Linked DNA regions of Mus musculus: region 2 is linked to region 1. Evidence: chromatin loops called from intact Hi-C (ENCODE). Cell type or tissue: left cerebral cortex. All regions are shown on one strand.

Region 1 (8,000 bases):
ACCATGGCCAAGGCAACTTTTACAAAGGACATATAATTAAGGCTAGCTTACAGGTTCAAAAGTTCAGTTCATTATCATTAAGTCAGGAAGCAGGGTAGCATCCAGGCAGACATGGCACTGGAGAAGGAACTGAGGGTTCTACATCTTCATCCAAAAGAAGCCAGGGGCTTACTCTCTGTTCTAGGTAGCTAGGAAGGAGGGTCTCAAAGCTCATCCACAATGTGATACACTCCTCCAACAAGGCCACACCTACTCTAACAAGGCCACACCCCCCAATAGTACCACTTTTTGGGCCAAGCATATTCAAGCCACCGCATATATTCATATATGTATATTCGTGTATACATATTTATGTGTATACATATATATATACATATATATGCATATATATATATACACACATACATATATATTCATACACACACACACACACACACACACACACACACTTTAGAAATGTCAGGCAATGTATATTAGACATTTTCCTCCTTGGCTGACTGACACTCTGTTGCTCTTGGCTCATAGGCCCCGCCCCCCCCAATGCACCTCCTAGCGAGACCCCGCCTCCAAACCACGAACCCCCACCCCCCTCCTAGAGTCTCCGCCCCAGGGCGGGGCCAAGGCTAGTGCAACTGGCTAGTTCATCCAGTTCAGCCTTAGCGAATCCTAGCTCCTGGCTCCTCCCAGGTCAGTCCCCACCTCCCTATCTTCTCCACCTTTGTGTATGCCCTTTCTAATAAAATTAACTCATCAGGTCCAATGTGTGTCATCCACATACTCCTAGATGTGAGGCCATCCACCAGAGCCTGCTTGACCTACCAGGGGCTAAGTTCCCTTAAAGAAAACTGAACCTCCATCTCCCAAAAGTCTCATCAAATGGCAACGACTTCTTGGTTGACCTTCCCTCTCTCTGCTGGATTTTTGTCAGGGGTCAAGATTAATTCTGTATATTTAGATTCCCACTTGTCCCAAAACATTTGATTAGACAAGCAATTCCTCCCATACTTGTTAGCAGTGTGTGCTTTTCCATAAATCAGTCATCGATTTTACCGTGGGCTGATCGTGGCTTCTCTGCTCTGTGCTTTCAGCTGTCCTTGTGGACAAACAACACTTAATTTCAATGGCGTTATAATAAATCTTATCCAGCACTGAGGGCCTGAGCAGTGAATTTATTTTCAATATTCTTTGCATTTTTCACTTCCAAATAAAACTTAGAACTAACTTGCAAACTTTTATAACAAAGAAACCTGCTGGAATTATAAGTTGTAACTGTATTGAATATATCGATCAATTTTTGGAGAGCTGACAAACTATTGAATATATCGATCAATTTTTGGAGAGCTGCCTTGCATGTTTTAATTCATTAATATAGATGCTATTCAAAGTCTTTAATACATTAGCATGTCATGCCCCTCCATTTATTCTAAGGTTTCACTAACATGTTTAGAATTGGTGTGTGTTTGTGTGTGACATGTACATGGGTGTGTATATCTGCCAGTAACTGCATCCCTGTGTGCATATATAGGTATTAGATGTAAGTCTGCCAGTATCTGCATTTGGGTATGCATGTATAGATGTTGCATGCATGTCTGGCAGTACCTCCATCTGTGTATATGTGTATAGGTGTGTACGCATGTCTGGAAGTACCTACACACATGTGTGCATGTATAGGTAGGTGTGCATGCATGTCTGGCAGTACTGCACCCATGTGTGCTCGGTATGGAGGTCAAAGGTTGACATTAGGTATCTTCCTCTCTCACTTTCCACTTTATTTTTGGAAACAAGTTTTCTCAGAGAATTTGAAGTTCACTGATGGTCTGGACTGGCTTGTGGTGAGCACTACTGTTTCTGCGTCCAATTACTTAGATCATAGGTATAAACCTATACCTAAGTTTTTTACAGAGGGACTGAGGATCCAAATTCAGGTCTCCATGCTCTGTGCAGCAATCACTTACTTCAAATACAGTGTCCCAGCCTTGCATTGTTACATTTTGATACAATGATTTTTGCATTAAGCATTTTTTGTTTAATGCATTTATCCCTATACATGTTTGAGAGTTTTAATTAATATTTTTAAATAATTTAAAATTTTATTAATAATAATTATGCATATTCACAGGGCATAGTTCTTGCAGAGGACCTGAGTTCGGTTCCTAGTATCCACATTAAGTGGCTCACAACCACCTGAAATTCCAGAGCCAGGGGATTCAATGCCCTTTTCTGGTCTCCTCCAATACAGGCACACATACACACACACACCCCACAGAGATACATAGACCACTGCAAATAATAAAAGATTTTTAAAACATCTTTATGTATACATTTATCAGGACAAGGAAGAAAAACCTGTTCACTGAAAACTCTAAAATGTCACTGAGATAAATTAAGTAAGACATAAATCAGTGAAAAGTCTTGCCCATATTTGAGGTTTAGAAAAACGTAGGTAGGACTGGTCACATGACTTAGCGTAGTTTTCCTATCAGAACTGCAGCTAGCTCGTCCATGGAAACTGACAAGCTGATCCTAAAACTCGTGGGTGATAGAAACCAGAAGAGACAAAGCAACCTCAACAAAGCACAGAATTGGAGGATTCATTTCCTCATCTTTCTTATTGGATATTTTATATTTTTATTGGTTATTTCAAATGTTATCCCCTTTCCCGGTTTTCCCTCCAGAAACCCCCTATTCCACCCTCCCTCCCCTTGCTTCTATGAAGATGTTCTCCCACCCACCCTGGGGCATCGAGCCTTTCCAGGACCAAGGCCCTCTCTTCCCATTGATGTCCAACAAGGCCATCCTCTGCTACACATGAAGCTGGAGCCATGGGTCCCTCCATGTGTGCTCTTTGGTTGGTGGTTTAGTTTCTGGGAGCTCGTGGGGGTCTGGCTGGTTGATACCCAAGATACAGTTCACAGACCGCGGTGAAGCTCAAGAAGAAGGAAGACCAAAGTGTGGCTGCTTCAGTCTTTCTTAGAAGGGGGAACAAAATACTCACGGGAGGAAATACTGAGACAAAGTGTGGAGCAGAGACTGAAGGAAAGGCCATCCAGTGACTGCCCCACCAGGGGTTCCATCTCATATACAGTCACCAAACCCAGACACTACTGTGGATGCTGGGAAGTGCTTGCTGACAGGAGCCTGATATAGCTGTCTCCTGAGAGGCTCTGCCAGTGCCTGGCAAATACAGAGGCAACTCACAGGCAACTATTGGACTGAGCACGGGGTTCCCAATGGAGGAGTTAGAGAAAGGACTGAAGGAGCTGAAGGGTTTGCAACCCATAGGAAGAACAACAAGATCAAGTCCTCATCTTAAAGCTCAAGGCTTGCCTCTTGTCTTTGATAATCAGGCGGTGCCCTGCTGTGTTACTAGTTTGGCTTTCTGTACTTCCCTATCTGATTTCCTCCTCACTGCAGTGGGACCATTAGCTCAAAGCTGTCTAGGGGCAAACCTCGAGGTCTTACACATCCATTGCATTAAATAGACGCAAGATAAACACATGCTTAGCTAGGCAAAGTTGCTTACATAACACAAGTCCATTCCTAACGCTCTCTGTCTATACAGAAGACAAACTCTGTAGCAATTAAAAAACCCACACTTCTGCCCTTTGGAGACACTGGGAGGTCCCCCAACCCTCACCACACCCCGCACCCCCAAACTCCGCTTGCCTTGTCTGGGAGGAAAATCATCCCCTCCAATCACCTGTCTCTGTGGGAGATCCCTTGCTCTCCTCCCCTTTGGATGGCGACCCTGCAGCGCAGGCAGCCTTGAGGAACCTGGGCATAAAACACTGCCATCTTGTGGCTTAAAAGTTATCATACAAGTGAATGAAACAGAGTTGAGCATTCATAAAGAGAGCTTTAATATTATGGTCAACTGATGTCTCACACGGATGCCCCAACCACTTGATGAGAAGGAATAATCTTTTCAAGAAACAATAATAGAACAACTCAAGAATCACATAACATACAATTTCCTCCAAAATGATCATGACTTTAAATATAAAAAAGTAAAGACTAAAATCTCTTAGTAAAAAACAAGAATAAATAATTGTGGCCTTGTGATTTGTTTTTATAAGACATTAGAGATGAAGGAAGAAATGGTAAATTAAATATCAGAAAAATGTTTGTGCTTAAATTAATACCATGAGGAAAATAAAAAGCATACACAGAAATTCCGCAGCCAGCCTCACAACACCTAGAGGCAGCTCCACTCCCAGGCACTCCAACACGCCCAGGATCAGAGATCACAGGATCCCAGGAACTTGGTCACACCAGGATCTCAAGGTCCCAAAGGCAGCTTGACTCTCAGGAGCTCGGACACAATCAGGATCTCAGTGTCACAGGATCCCAGAATCACAGGATCACAGAGACAGCTTGACTTGGAGGAGTTCTGACACAACCAGGATCACAGGAAGGACAGGCTCCAGTCAGACATAGCCAGAGCAGGTAGCACTAGAGATAACCAGATGTCAGGAGGCAAGCATAAGAACATAAGCAACAGAAACCAAGGTTACTTGGCATCATCAGAACCCAATTCTCCCACCATAGCAAGTCCTGGATACCCCAACACACTGGAAAAGCAAGATTCAGATCTAAAGTCACTTCTGATGATGATGATAGAGGACATTAAGAAGGACATAAATAAATCCCTTAAAGAAATACAGGAGTACACAGGTAAACAGCTAGAAGCCCTTAAAGAGGAAACACAAAAATCCCTTAAAGAATTACAGGAAAACACAATCAAACAGGTGATGGAAATGAACAAAACCATCCAGGATCTAAAAATGGAAATAGAAACAATAAAGAAGAAACAGCAAAGGGAGACAACCCTGGAGTTAGAAAACCTAGGAAAGAGATCAGGAATAATAGATACAAGCATCACCAACAGAATACAAGAGATAGAAGAGAGAATATCAGGTGCAGAAGACACCATAGGAAACATTAACAAAACAGAGTCAAAGAAACTGCAAAAAACAAAAAGCTCCTAACCCAAAACATCCAGGAAATCCAGGACACAATGAGAAGACCAAACCTAAGGATAATAGGTATAGAAGAGAGTGAAGATTCCCAACTTAAAGGGCCAGGAAATATCTCCAATAAAATTACAAAAGAAAACTTCCCTCACTTAAAGAAAGAGATGCCCATGAACATACAAGAAGCCTACAGAACTCCAAATAGACTTGACCAGAAAAGATATTCCTCCTGTCACATAATAATCAAAACATCAAATGCACTAAACAAAGAAGGAATTTTAAAAGCAGTAAGGGAAAAAGGTCAAGTAACATATAAAGGCAGACCTATCAGAATTACACCTGACTTCTCCCCAGAGACTATGAAAGCCAGAAGATCCTGGGTAGATGTCATACATACCCTAAGAGAACACAAATGCCAGCCCAGGCTACTATACCCAGCAAAACTCTCAATTACCATAGATGGAGAAACCAAGGTATTCCATGAAAAAACCAAATTTACACAATATCTTTCCATAAATCCAGCCCTACAAAGGATAATAGATGGAAAACACCAACACAAGGAGTGAAACTACTCCCAAGAAGAAGCAAGAAAGTTATCATCTTTCAACAAACCCACACAAACTAATTCCACCTCTAACAAGAAAATTAACAGGAAGCAACAATCACTTTTCCTTAATATCTCTTAATATGAAAGTTAATATTACCAATTTATCCTAATCAATTGAAATTCAAAAATATGAGGAATTAGAAATTTGTCGGCTGTCTAATTTAGTAATGGGAGAAATAGGTCCAGTATTATACAATCCATATACACTTTCTGCTTGTTTGTACATGACAGTGCCACATAATGGCCTTAAAATTTTGCTTCTCCTATCTTAGCCTCTATATTAATAGGATTATTTATTTGATGTTTTGACACCATGCTGTGGTTTTCAGAACAGCTTACACATTTCAAAATTATTTATACAGCCAAAAGAAAAGTAGACAATTAATTTGGGAGGTGGCTTGTAAGAGAACAACAAAGAGTGAGACTGAAGGCTTTGCTTGATATTTATAATTATTGTCTCAATTTTGAAGGCTTTGCTTGATATTTATAATTATTGTATCAATTTTGAAGAAGGGGACTTTATAAGTTACTCTTAGTCTGAAATGAATGCTTTTGAAAATCATCACAGCCAAGGAACCAGAATCTTACCCTCGCCTAACGTCTGTGCCACCCTCCAAGCAGAACCATTCTTCATTGAAACAGTTGATGAATGACTTCATGGATAGACCATCTCAAAACACACACCATTTCTTAAATGAATGTAACCTGTTCTCTGCCGGCTGAGAATGACGACAATCACTCAAGTCAAATAGCTTTGACCGTAGCAGGAAATCTGTATCCAAAAATCGTGCCTACAGTTAATTCCTTGGTACAGCAGAACTGTCAACTCTTAGCTTATCTATCTACTATGGAGGTAAAATCCTTTGATGATGTGAGGGATATTCAAGTACAGCCTTATTACAATGAACTCCAATGTCCAAAAACTGTTCTTATTTTGTGTTTATACCACAGTAAGCCAAGATTTTAAGCTCTACTACAAACAAAACAAACAAACAAAAAGACTGTATCTATTTATGTTCATTAAAAAACTAATAGTGATATATTATTTTAAAATATATGTTAATATATTTTAATATATATTTAAAATTTATATTGAGAAAAACGTATGTATTTTCAGTATTGCTGTAGACAAATATCTACATAAGACTGTTCAACTGATTGTTGCTTTATATCAAACAACTTTTATAATACTCATTTTTATTGTTACAATATTTTATAAATTTTAAAGAATATGATAAAAAACGAAAGGTATTGCAGGTTTTGAAGGGGGAGGGCTCTCCGGGAGGAGTTGGGGTACAAAAGGGAAAGAAGAATGTGATGTAAGTCTATTTACTCAAAATATGTTTTTAAATGTTAACAAATTCAGATAAATTGAAATTATGTATCTTTTCTCATCATAATGCAATAAAATTTAAATCAAAGGGAGAAAAGCATATAGGATGAAAGCAGGTAATTAAGGGTATTTCTAACAAGTGCTTTATATCTGAAATATAAAGCTTATCGTTACAATTTAATAATAAGCAACTCAACTGAAATGCTCACGGACTTTGGTAAGGTATTGTAACCAAATCAATACACAGCACACAAATAATACATGGATAGCAATAAACACATGAAAATATGCACAACCTCTTTGTCTTGTTAATTTTATATCATTTTACTTACGCACACATGAGTCTAAATGATGCTGTGAGGGTGAGCCCCTTGTGATTTCCTTTAAACCAATAGACTGGGGTGATAGTTATTGTCCAACATGTGTGTGATTCTTTTCCAGGCAACTGAAGGCCACTGGAGAAAAGATTTAGGTCTCTTGAGAAAAAGTTCAGCCTCAAAGACTGCATTCACTTAAAAACTGCAGCATCTGCTGCTCTCTGCCCCTAACCTGATAGCCTACTCGGCAGAGTTTAGACCCAGTGGTCCCCATGGTCATGTGAGTCAATCCTCCTATATTTAAGTAAATTGCAAGATAGATAGATACTAGGTTATATAGTAGATGATTGATAGATAGATGATAAATAATAGATGATTGATAGATGATTGTCACGTAGATAATAAGTAAATAAATAATAAATGATTGATATATAGATAATAGGTAAATGGGCTAGTGAGATGGCTCAGTGGTTAAGAGCACTGACTGCTCTTCTGAAGGTCCTGAGTTCAAATTCCAGCAACCACATGGTGGCTCACAACTATCTGTAATGGAATCTAATGCCCTCTTCTGGTGTGTCTGAAGACAGCAACACTGTACTCATATACATAAAATAAATAAAATCTTTAAAAAAAGATAATAGGTAAATGATTAATAGATATATAGATAGATAGATGATCAATAAAATAGATAAATGGATAAATAGAAAATAGCTGTTGGATAAATGATAAATGACTGATAGATAATAAAGAGATGATAAATATGTACACAC
Region 2 (8,000 bases), 230 kb before region 1:
AAGCCGTGTATGTTCTCCAAGTTCACCACACACACTTTCTGGAGATTAGGGGGGTCCTTGAAACTCCTGCGGACAAGAGACTTGTTATTTCAGTTTGCATCTCCTAGCTCAGTGGTTTCGTGATAGCACCTAATACTTTCTGCATTCTGTATTGCCGTCAGTGTCCATGGCACTGATACAGCTTTCCGGGGCATTGCTGTAGTGGACTTTTGTGTGAGCAATATTGTGATCCTGTTAAGTGGAGTTTCAGTGTTGCCTGAAGAACGCAAGTCTTTCCTTCTAGTAGGTTTACATTCATTCTGTGGGAAGCACCTTGTTCTCACCTTAGGTCTCAGTTACATCACACAAAATGATGTCATTTCATTAAAGGCTTTTATTTAATAGGTTGCATTAGGAAAGAGTTGCCTCCCCCCTAGAATTTGGGCTAGAGAGGTAAGCTTGGCAGTTAAGAGCACTTGCTGTTCTAAGAGAGGAACCAGGCTTAGTTTCCTGCACCTATACAATGTCTCACAACCACTGTGTGTAACTCCAGCTCCAGGAGAATCCATACGTTCTGGCTTCTGCAGGTACCTTCATTGCACATGGCACACTTGGACGTAGGCAAGCACACATGTGCCCGTACACACACACACACACACACACACACACACACACACACACACCCCAAACACATAAAAATGTCTTTTCTAAAAAAATTAACCTTTGTTGGTTCTTTTTATGCTATTTGCAAATTCTGATAAGTGCCACCTCAGAGGCAGAAGCAGGGAGGGGACAGGTTTCTTGCCTACTTCGGGTCTGGTCCACATTGACACATAACTTCCCCTGGATTATTTCCCCCTCCAGCCTTGTGACACGATCACCAGGCTAAGCTTCCACACTTTCCTATCTCACCCTGATAACTTCTAGTTCCCCAAAGCTCCACGGTTATAACCCTTACAAACGGATACCTGGCAGAGATGGTGGCTTAATTGAATTTTTGTGTTCAAGATGTACATCCACATCTATTTTAGGGAATTTTATAACTTCTATAAACCAAAATGCACAACCTCGTCCACTTTCTCAGGCTGCTATAGAATATTAAAGACTTGCTACCTAGTTACACACATACACGGCTAATAAACTGTGAGTTTTTCCTGAGCAGATTGAAACCTGATAGCTCTGATTATCTGGGACACTAAGGATTCAAAGACAGAGTCTGTATTTCCAGCACCTGCCTATAAATGTGCCATGTTTTCAGGCTTCATGAAGCAGACTGAATAACCAAGCTGCCAAATAATTATCTTCAGGAAGAGCTTAAATTACCATACATGAAATCCTATTTATTTCAAATAACTCCACGCACAATCACAATATAATACAATTCATTAGTTCTTTAAACTCTTTTAGACTACTTGCTTATAGCATGAGTGAGTCTGCATTTCCCTGTCTAGTGCAGCCTCGACGAATAAATGTCTTTGAAAATATGCATATGAGGTTAGAGATGGCTTATTCAATAAAGTGCTTATTATACATGCATGAACAGCTGTTTGATTTCCCCCTAGGTAAAGAAAATCTGGGTGTGGCTTGCACACTTGTAATCCCTGGAGAGGCAACGTTGAAAGGCTGAAAGGGTCAGGGAGAGGCTCTGTCTAAAAAACAATCGGTTGGAGAAAAACACCTAGAGCCAACTTCTGGCTTGCCTATGGATACACACAAGCGTATATACGCACAAGCATGTAAATATACATACATAAAGATACATGTAATCTAACATGCCACAGATGCTGTATGTAGCAAGGGGACAGATGGCACACACTGGTAATAGTTTTTCCCCAGCTAGACTTCAACGTCCACGTACAAGCACAGACTCCCCTAGAGCAAATGGGAATCTCCAAAAAACGGAAAGTAACATGGACCCAGGTGCTAGGCGTATTGATTTCCAGTTTTGTTTTGTTTTTAGATTTCAGTTTTCAAGTCCGCCTTTTTTTGAAAAGTATCAGATAAACATTGGAGGGATAAAAAGATCATTATATTAATTTTTGGGAAACTGCTCACTCCTGGAAACAAGGCAGCCATTGATAGATACAGTAAGAGCCTCAAAGTTCTGGGCACCGTCCCATTTCCTGACTCATCATCCCAGTCCGAGCTTAGCGCCCGCCCATTTTTATTGAAGTCCGTCTCCTCTTTGAAGTGCTTTACATTTGTTGATTCTCACTTTGAATCAGATAGAATAACTTGAGACATTGGGGAGTCTCGCCAAGGATGGGTCTGAGTTGTTTTCATATGTTTATTAATTGCTCTGGTAAGAAATTTCACTTACTATCTACCACCTGCCACGATCTCTTCTTCTCTTTTCACTTACTCCTTTCCTAGTATCTCATTTTTTTTCTAGAAAGAATTTTGAAATTATTTTTTGCTGATACATTTTAACCCTTACAACACTGGATGAACATCTTTGAAGATGAAGAAAAGGCTCAGAGAGCGGAATAATTGTGTAAAGCTATTATCAGGACTCACACATTTAAATGAGAGCTAATAAGGAATTCGCTCATTTGCTAACAAAATAATGAAATGGGTCAGAATCAGTGGTTGCTGCGATAGTGTGAGAATGTGGTTATTTCATTTAACATATCTAACCCATGTAGCACATGTGTTCTAAGAATTTTAGATCTGCCTAACTGATCCACATATACTCCTCTGGTGTGTATATAGGAAATAAATTAGGTTATTGGCTAGTTTTTCTGTGCATTAATTCCCAGTGGCATTATAGGTAAAGAGTTTGTGCATAAAAGACTTGATCAAGCCGGGCAGTGGTGGCACACGCCTTTAATCCCAGCACTTGGGAGGCAGAGGCAGGCAGATTTCTGAGTTCGAGGCCAGCCTGGTCTACAGAGTGAGTTCCAGGACAGCCAGGGCTATACAGAGAAACTCTGTCTCAAAACAAAACAAAACAAAACAAACAAACAAACAAACAAACAAAAATAGACTTGATCAAGATCAGAAACATGCTGATGAAACTCATGAGAATTGTGTTTTACAGCCATGCCTCTGAAACGTTTTCAGCACATACGTTTCAAAGGTAGTTACTGTTGGCAGATGACAGCCTGACTCTCCTCTTCTAAGCTGCCTGTGGTTAGTGACGGGCCTTGGTGGAATCACTACAGCAATGAACACCATGTTGGCTTCATATCCTGTGCAGATATGCTAATATATCTGGGGAAAGGGATTGAGGAAAAGGAGGCAAAAGAGAGGTGCTTCTGCCACGTTTTTCTGGTGGCAACCTTCTCAGCTTCTAGTCAGCTACCCTGGATCATATTCTGAAAACAGAGACGGAGCAAAAGCTGTTGGTTCAGGACTATGTGGCTGTCTAGAGATATACATGTGACCTCAGAGAATGGCAGTGAGCTCAGATGCCTGGGAGTGTGTGGATGGGTGGGAGGAGGGCTCCAGTCAGGTGGACGTGTGCAAAACCGCGCGACTCAGCAACACTCTGTCACTCTGCGTTTTCAGGCTTCGTTTTCACAGTGAGAAGCTGATTGCCTGTCTCCCAGATTCCCCCTCAATAAAAAGCTGTTATTAAATTGATGTAGGAATCATACAGCGGCTCAGCGGGACCTCTGCTGGTTTAGCGGGGGCTAACAAACACTGGTGGGGACGGTCATGGCGTTCTACACTGATTTTGTGGCTTATAGGTCTCAGCCGCCTAGTCTGAAAGTTAGACTAGTGTGCTAAACACAGTGGACAATAATTATTTGCCAGAATCACACCTCTCTGTCTGCAGCTCAAGAATTCCAGAATCTTTTCAAGTTTTTTTCCTATCTGTGTTCAGCAGCTTTCCCTATACAGTCTGATAGGGCTGTCTCACCGCGTGGATGTTTGAATTCCCCCCAGGGTACCTGCCAGCTTCCTGGCTGCTCTGTGGCTCCCTGCCAAGAAGTCTGCAGGGGCTGGTGGGCGTGGCTAATTGTTTATCTGCCTCCCTCTTTTTTTTAACCCCCTCGGAGATCCCAGCTTTGTACTGGGTGCTGCTGAATCTCCTGTCGCCCCATGAGTATCAGGAGATAGTTTTATTTGTGTTTATACACTTACGATGTGTGCTTTTACATTCTAAGGGAGGCACATAAACTTTCAGGAGATTTTAAACCTTTAAGGTGAAAACTGCCGCTCAGGTTCTGCTTGCAGCTCAGACACAATTTGTACAGACGAGCAACTATCTATCCCTCAGAGGTTCTGCTTCTTTAACTCAGAACCGAGGGCTTGGGAGCTCATTGCCTTGGACTTTGTTAGGACTCTTTTTCTAGGATAAAAATCACTTGAGCTGCATAAAAAAATACCAAGTTTCATCTACAGTATTTAGGAAACATTAGCTTTAAACTATCCTTAAACATATTCTGTTTAAAAATCAATAAGTAAACATCTGTTGAATGCTGAGAGAAATTAAATTGTAGACTCCAGATGTAGTTCGATCCTCTGTGGCGGTGTTTATGTAAATCACAGCTTTCTAACAATCCTGAGACAGCTGCCAAGCTTTGACTCTTCCACCAGGATCCTTCCTCCACCGTCTTCTTCATCTGAGATGAAGAACTGTGGCTTTCTGTGCCTCTCCCTATGGCAGTGGCTCCCAGCAGCTATCAGATTATTATCTTTGACCCATTTGCCGATTGCTGTCATGTGAGAAAAGCCACTGAGAGACCACGGGGTCCCTAGCCCTGAAAGTCAGTTTGAGAGAAAACTCTTTGCTCTTTAAATGGAAATCTCCAGGGATTTTTCTATAAAAACTCCAGAACCTCTAGCTTGGGATAACACTTCACATGTGTATTTTTTTTTTTCCTTTCCTGCATTTTATGTTGAAAGTTGGGCTGGGAATGTAGTATCTTTGTCTTTAGGAAATTAGATTTCTATGCAGAGACCTACATGATATTTGATAGACTGTGACAAAGTAAACTGTAATGTGTACATATGTGTGTGTGTGTGTGTGTGTGTGTGTGTGTGTGTGCATGTGTGTGCATGTGTGTACTTGTGTTGCGGGGCCGACCAGCGGCTCGCGAGGAACGGTACGACTGAGATGGCAGCTCGAGCTGAAAGAAAGGAACTAGACGGATGGAAGAAAGAACGGAGCCAAGTCAAACAGGATTTTGATCAAAGCTCAATTTTACTGATTCGTGCACCGAGTTATGAAGCAGGGGGAAAGGGTTAATTCCCGCCAAATAATCCTGGGGTCCAGTTGCAGGGTGGCCACATGTATGGCTCCAGAACAGCAAGGTGGCAGGCTCCAGCAGTGGGCGTGGCAGAACGATTGAGCGGCAGGCTCCACCCCATGCAAACAGTGAAACCTGAGCAAACAGGTTTCAGGCTGAGGGGATGGGGGAGGTTACATACTTGCATGTGTACATGCATGTGTGTATGCATATGTGTATGTGTGTATGCATATGTGCATGTGTGTATGCATGTGTGTGCATGCATATGTTTGTGCACACACATGTTTATACACATGTGTATATTGTCTATTCTCTTTTCTTCCTGTACTAACTACATGGTTTCTTACTTCTGTCTATAGTGAGCATTTGAGGAGGCTCCTTTCGGGCACTGGCATTTTTGCATTCTGTTTCTGATTCTTAACCCATCTCACTAATCACATCAGCACGAATGTGGAAAGGGTATCATAGCCACCGTCCCTTTTCTCTTTGTCCCTTTTTCCTCCTTGGCTTTCCATCCTGTGACTGAGTATGAGAGACGGTCGCTGAAGAGGGTTGCTTCCCTGCTGGCTTCAGATGCTTCAGTTCACAGCTGATTGGGCCTGTGGAGAAGGGCATAATGGTGGACATGCGGGATGGAGGAAACTCTCACTTTTCTCATGAAAGTGAGAAGGACAGCCAGGGATCCATCACCTCCTGGTGGCTACATCTCCAATGACCAACTTCCTCTAGGCTCTAGCTCCCAAATCCATCATGTTCCAATAAAACCACCACCAGGGCCAGCTTTCAATGTGTGAACATTTGAGAGACACTTAAGATAAAAATTATAACACTGTTTTTCAACCCTAGTAAAAAACTTAAAATTTAGATACTTTCAGGATAAAGTCCCCAGAATTAAGCTTAAAAAAGGACAGTTAACAATAGCCAAATATAAACTAGTTTTCTTTATAATAATAATTATTATAAATTATAATTTTATATACTTATATATAAGTATATATTTATAATTTATTAGTAATTATAATAATTATTTGTGTTTTCATTATTTTCATGATAAAAATTGCTTCTTACTCATTTTGGCTTTAATCTAGCCTCTGTCTTCCATGCATGAATATAAACAACTTTTGTAACATATATATACATATATGTGTGTGTATATATGTATATGTGTGTATATATGTGTGTGTATATATATATATGTATATATATGTTTCATAACCTTTCCCCATAGTACAAACACAAGTTTTCAAATATTGGCCACTTAGCTTCTTCTAAGTTTATCTTGTATAGCCACGTATGGGTTTGGTTCTTATTCTCCAGAGAATTAGACATTGCATACAACCATAGGTACCTGTGACCCCTGACGTGAAGGGACAAGCCATGCTAAGGCCATGCTACAAATGCATGATGGATGTAAGCAGGAGACCCCAAATGGAAGCTATGGGGCTGAAGGCTCCATGGCAACACACTGATCTTGCTTCTCTCAAGTCTATCGCTGTGAAACATGTGCTGGGGGAGCTAGAGTAAGAAAGGAATCTCAGCAGCCGCTACTACACCTCTTGAGCAATACAGAAAAAAACCAGACAAGTGTGGTCACATACATGTGGTTATCTATACATATCTATGTATTTGTGCATGGTTATCTATGTACATCCATGTGTGTCTATTTATATAGCTGTAGGTGTATTCATCTATACATTCACATGTGTGAATATGGTCACTACTTATGGAAGTATATTGACCTTCATGCTTCCTCATGACTGTGTGTACATGTTGTCTGTACTGTGTTTCTTACAATTTATCTCATTCTTTATGTGCCTGCGTATGCTGTGAAGAGACACAGTGACCAAGGTAACTGATAAAGGACAACGTTTAATTGAGATTGGCTTACAGGTTCAGAGGCTCAGTTCATTATCATCGTAGTGGGAGCATGGCAATATCCAGGCAGGCATGGCTGTGTCTAAGAAGAGCTGAGACAAGCCATGTATGAGCTTGAGAACATATGGATATGTTCTCCACACATTTGCATGATTGTATGTCTATATGTGTGTATGAATGTATATGTATATATCTATATGTGTGTACGAATGTATATTACCCACAGAATAATTTATGAACAACATGCCACTGTTTTGGAAGACTGGAAACTTTAAGAGATGGAATATGTGCCTGCAGGAAGTAGGTCCATAGAAGCATGCCTGGAAGGTCACACCCAGACCCCAGTCCCTTCCTCACTCTTTGCTTCCTTTCTATTAAAAAGTGAACATCTTCCCCCACCACCTGCTCCCATCTCTGCGGTGTTCTGCCTTAACATGGGCCCAGACTCAATGGAGCTGTGGACTTGTGGATGCAAATCCATGAAGCCATGAGACAAAAGAAATCTTTCTAGGTTTGGGAGCTGCTTGGCTAGCAAAGGCATTGCCATGAAGCCTGATGTTTCCTCGAACCCACGTGATGGAAGGAGAGAGCTGACTCCCAAAAGTTGTCCTCTGACTCCTCCATATTCAAGTGCTTGAGCACAAACAGATGTACATGCACACATATGTGCAACATGCACACATGCATACATGCAAGTAGACACATGCACACACACACACTTGTATACACAGATAAAGAAGCAAGCCTTTCCTCCTTTAAGTTGGTCAGGTGAAAATTTTTTTCACGGTGATAAAGTAACTAGTTTATGTATTTGCAAAACCATCTGTAACTCTAGTTCCAGAGTTTACATATATGTGACTGTGAATCGGCACATATATGCATCTATACTCAGGAGTCTATACTAGTGTATATGTTTGCTTATATTCAATATTAGTGCTTGCATGTGCA

The links. Peaks named below come from ENCODE experiments on the same cell type or tissue, not always from the same donor. Only the 100,000 strongest peaks of a DNase experiment are listed, where the experiment ranks them.
Region 2: it touches region 1 in a loop (2.1-fold over the local background); 2 of 42 quality-filtered maps call a loop at or near these places.

What each region holds. Positions count from the first base shown.
Region 1 is chr17:69,345,674-69,353,673 of GRCm38, forward strand. No RefSeq gene overlaps it. Among named protein-coding and RNA genes, the nearest start is that of Zbtb14, 34 kb to the right of the region's middle. In left cerebral cortex, a CTCF peak has its summit at 3,792 (motif pointing left); a DNase peak (open chromatin) is centred at 3,777; H3K4me3 peaks cover 358 bases.
Region 2 is chr17:69,117,277-69,125,276 of GRCm38, forward strand. It overlaps a transcript of Epb41l3 not described here. Among named protein-coding and RNA genes, the nearest start is that of Epb41l3, 38 kb to the right of the region's middle. In left cerebral cortex, no CTCF peak of the experiment used is centred here; a DNase peak (open chromatin) is centred at 3,448.